Regions from separate parts of the Homo sapiens genome. Here region 2 is linked to region 1. Evidence: chromatin loops called from intact Hi-C (ENCODE). Cell type or tissue: OCI-LY7. All regions are shown on one strand. Region 1 has its middle 29 kb from the start of LINC03012. Region 2 has its middle 58 kb from the start of ZNF800.

Region 1 (2,500 bases):
TTGGGGAGAGACTTGGAGACTCTGTGAGGGAAAGACAGTGGGCAAAGCTGCAGACATTTTCTCAGACCTAGGACCAAGAGTAGGATGCCATTTTTAATCCAGGCGCATACAAAGGCAACCATTCTTAGGCAATTCAGCAGCGTAACTGTGCAGGCATTTTAGTCTCAAGCCAGAGATTGGAATGCCTGCTCTGGAGAAAGGTAGGGGCCTCCACAGCCAGAACTGTGAAAAACACCTCAGCAATAGGTGCTGCAATTGTGCTCTCCCATATTGCAAGCCTGGAACCAGAGGAGAGCAGCTACATCTGCAGTTTCTCCTCAGCAACCAGTCTTGCAGCCAGGGCCAGCTTGATGACCTCGAACTGATCTTCATGTGCCTTGCTGGGTATACTAGACTGCTCCCCTAAGACTGTGGTGCAGTGGGGCCGTCTCTGCTCCACCCCAAGGCAGATTTCCTACCATTCAGAGCACCCATTCACCTGGTTCAGCAGCCTGAGCCACCTCATGCTTCTCAGGCATAGATCATGGTGCAGCAGAGCTTTCTCCACTCCACACCCAGACAGATCTCTAGGCATTTGGATCCTGCTCATATGGATGAGCAGCCTGACCTGCCCCACTGTTCCAGTGCAGAGATCCTAGTTCAGGGGGGCCTCTCTGCTGTCTCTGCTTCATGCCAAGGCAGATCTATGGCATTCAGAGCACCTGCTCATCTGGTTCAGCAGCCTGAGCCACACACACACCCTTCCGGGACATAGATAGTGGTAGAGTGAGTGACTGTCCACTCCATGCCCGAGCAGGTCTCCAGGCATTCAGAGCACCTGCTTGCCTGGTTCAGCAGCCTGAGTCACCCCAGCCCTCCTGTGCAGAAACCTTGGTGCAGGGGGGACCCTTTCTACTCCATATCCAGGCAGATCTTCAGGCATCTGGAACACTCACTCTCCTGGATTAGGAATTTAAACTCCCCCCATCCCCACGCAGAGAACTTGGGACTGAAGAGGTTTCCCTGCTCCATGCCTAGGCACACCTCTTGGTGCTTGGTGGCTGCCTACTGGATTCCCCCATGGTGTTGGTGCTTGTGCCTGTCATCAGGAGATCTATAGGTGGACCTGCTGAGTCCAGCCCCACCCTTCATGGACCCTGCCTCTCCAGGGCTGAGCAAGCAGCTCAGACCACTGCTCATCCCGGGCAACAGAGGGCAACAGAGAGCTTCTGCTAGTAAACAAGGATCAAATATATACCCAGCCACACTGGCCATAGCAGCTGTTACTTATAACTGCCATCTACTGGCCTGTAGGTCAAACTGCACTGCCCAATATAAAACCTGCTGAAAGAAGTGCATAGGGCTATAGAAGCAAAGCCAAAAGACCCTACCCAACATTCTCTACAGTCACACTCCTGGGGTGGAGGGAAGGGAAATGAAAGAAAAAATAATAATATTATTATAGGGGAAGAAATAAAAGAAAAAAACCCTACTCACATGGAAATAATTACAAAAATTAGATGTGACAGTATCTCCAGATGAGAAGGAACCAGCACAAGAATTCTTGCACCATGAAAAATCTGATTGTAGTGACACCACCAAAGGGTCACACTAGCTCTCCAGCAACTGTCTTTAATCAAAATGGAAACTCAGAAATGACAGAGAAATCAAAGTATGGATTACAAAGAAGCTTAATGAGATCCAAGACACAGTTGAAAATCAACCCAAAGAAACTTCTAAAGGAATCCAAACAATGAAGAAAGAGATAAACATCTTAAAAAGAAATCAATCAGAGCTTCTGGAAATGAAATACACACTTAAGAAATTTCAAAATACAATTGAAAGCTTTACCAATACACTGGATCAAGCAGGGGAAAAAATTTCAGAGCTTGAAGATTGGTCCTTTGAATGAACCCAGGCAGACAAAAATAAAAAAGAATTTTAAAAAATGAACAAAGTCTTTGAGAAATATGGGATTATGTAAAGCACCCAAGCCTATCAACTATTGGCATTCCTGAGAGAGAAGGAAAAAAAGTAAACAACCTGGAAAACATATTTAAGGAAATATGTGCCACTGCATTCCAGACTGAGCAACAAAGCATTCTGTCTCAAAAAAAAAGGAAAGAAAGAAAAAGAAAAATAGAAATAACTAAAATTAGAGTAGAACTGAATGAAGTTGAGACCCAAAGATCCATACAAAGAATCAACAAAACCAAAAGTTTGTTCTGTGAAAGGATAAACAAGATCAATAGATCACTAACTAGATTAACAAAGAAAAAAGAGCGAATGTCCAAATAAACACAATCAGAAATGACAAAGGTGGTATTACAACCAATCCCACAGAAATACAAAAGATCCTCAGAGGCTATTATGAACACCTCTATGAACACAAACTAGAAAATCTAGGGGAAATGGGTAAATTCCTGAAAACATACAATCTCCCAAGACTGAATCAGGAAGAAACTGAAATGCTGAATAGACAAATATTGAGTTCCATAATTGAATCAGTAATAAAAAACCT
Region 2 (2,500 bases), 110 kb before region 1:
ATACCAATGACATCCTTCACAGAAATAGAGAAAAACAGTCCTAAAATTCATATGAAACCACAAAAGACCCTGAATAGCCAAAGCAATCCTGAGCAACAAGAATAAAGCTGAAGGTATCACACTACCTGACTTCAAAATATACTATAAAGCCATAGTAAACACAAAAGCATGATACTGGCATAAAAACAGACACATAGACCAATGGAACAGAAAGACAACCCAAAAATAAATCCACACATTTACAGCCAACTCATTTTCCACAAAAGTGGCAAGAACACGTGCTGAAGAAAGGATAGTCTCTTTAGTAAATGGTGTTGGGAGAACATAATAACCATATGCAGAAGAATGAAGCTAGGCCCTTATCTCTCACTGCACACAAAAAAAATCAAATCAAAATGGATTAAAGACTTAAATCTAAAATCTGAAACTAAGAAACTACTGGAAAGCAATATAAGGGAAATGTTTCAGGAAACTGATCAGGACAAAGACTTTTTGGATAATATCTTAAAGGCATAGGCAACAAAAGCTAAAATAGACAAATGGGATTGTGTCAATCTAAAAAACTTCTACACAGCAGAGGAAACAATCAGCAAAATGAAGACACAATCTACAGAGAGAAAATATTTCATCAGAAAAGAGACTAATAGCCAGAATATATAACAAACAATAACAAGTCACTAAAAAACAAATAATCTGATTTAAAAATGGGCAAAAGGCAGAAGTTCCAGACCAGCCTGGCCAACATGGCAAAACTCCATCTCTACTAAAAATATGAAAAAGTTAGCCAGGCGTGGTGGTGCATGCCTGTAATCCCAGCTACTCAAGAGGCTGAGGCACGAGAATTCCTTGAACTCGGGAGGTGGAGGTTGCAGTGAGCCAAGATCATGCCACTGCACTACAGCCTGGTGACAGAATGAGACTCTGTCTCAAAAAAATTACTTAATTTAATTTAAATGGGCAAAAGGTCTGAATAAACATTTCTTAAAAGAAGACATACAAATAGCCAACAGATATATGAAAAAGTGCTCCACACCACTAATCACCAGAGAAATGCAAATTAAAACCACAATGAAATATCATCTCACTCAAGTTAAAAGGGCTTATCAAAAAGACAAAAAGTAACAGATGCTTGTGAAGATGCAGAGAAAGAGGAAGGCTCACACACTGTTGGTGGGAATGTAAATTAGTACAGCCACTATAGAAAAGAGTATGGAAGTTTCTCAAAATACTAAAAATAGAACCGCCATATCATCCAGCAGTCTCACTGCTGAGTATATATCCAAAAGAAAGGAAGTCAAAATATTGAAGAGATATCTGCAGTCTCATGTTTATCACAGCGATATTCGCAATAGCCAAGATAATCAACCTAAGTGTCCAACAACAGATGAATGGATAAAGAAAACGTGCTATATACACACAATGGAATATTATTTGGCCATAAAAAGAATGAAATCCTGTCATTTGCAGCAATATGGATGGAACTGGAGGTTATTATGTTAAGTTAAATAATCCAGGGACAGAAAGACTAATATTGCATGTTCTCACGCATAAGTGGGAGCTAAAAAAGTAGATCTCATGGAGAGAGAGAGTTGACTGGTGGTTACCAGAGGCTGGGGAAGGAATAGGGGGTGGGGGAATGAAGTGAGGTTGGTTAACGGGTATAAAATACAATTAGAAGGAGTAATGTCTAGTATTTGATAATCCAGTAAGGTGACCATAGTTAATAATAACATATTGCATAGTTCAAACTAGCTAGAAGACAAGGACTAAAATCCTCCCCACAAAAAGAAAAGATAAATGCTTGAGGTGATCGATATTCCAATTACCCTGATTTGATCATCACTTTTATGCATGTATGCAAATATCACGTGTCCCCAAAATATGCACAGGTATTCTGTATCATTAAAAAAAGACATAGAAGTAAAACTGCAGATTTAAGTCTTGTAATTTTGGAAAGCTTTTTCATTCAGTTCAACATTGGTAAACTGCTCATTAAGGACTGGCAGTTAAGCTTGAGGCTTTATTTCTTTTTCCACAAAGAGCTATGAAGCTGCTTAAGAGAGAGTTATGCCAAGGTTCTAAGCACCATGCAGTTTAAAAATGAAACTGAAATCTGACCTATGACAAGTCAAAGTAGAGGGACTTTAAAGGACCACTCAGATTAGTTATTACGCGTTCCTTCAAATTTGAGGCTATAGTGAACTTTGGTCATAGTCTTGCTTCTATTAGTTTCCCACTACTGCTATAACAAATTACCACAATTTTAGTGGGTTTATTATCTATATTTTTTTGAGAGCAGGTCTTGCTCTGTCACCCAGGCTGGAGTCACATTTTTGTCACCTTAGAGTTCTGGAGGTCAAAGCACTTTGGGAGGCCGAGGCAGGTGGATCACCTGAGGTCAGGAGTTCAAGACCAGCCTGGACAAACATGATGAAACCCTGTCTCTACTAAAAATACAAAAATTAGCCAGGTGTGGTGGCACACGCCTATAATCCCAACT

The links. Peaks named below come from ENCODE experiments on the same cell type or tissue, not always from the same donor. Only the 100,000 strongest peaks of a DNase experiment are listed, where the experiment ranks them.
Region 2: it touches region 1 in a loop (2.0-fold over the local background); 15 of 110 quality-filtered maps call a loop at or near these places.

Annotation. Positions count from the first base shown.
Region 1 is chr7:127,446,312-127,448,811 of GRCh38, forward strand. No RefSeq gene overlaps it. Among named protein-coding and RNA genes, the nearest start is that of LINC03012, 29 kb to the right of the region's middle. In OCI-LY7, CTCF peaks have their summits at 1,225 (motif pointing right) and 1,427; a DNase peak (open chromatin) is centred at 1,230.
Region 2 is chr7:127,333,684-127,336,183 of GRCh38, forward strand. No RefSeq gene overlaps it. Among named protein-coding and RNA genes, the nearest start is that of ZNF800, 58 kb to the right of the region's middle. In OCI-LY7, no CTCF peak of the experiment used is centred here; no DNase peak of the experiment used is centred here.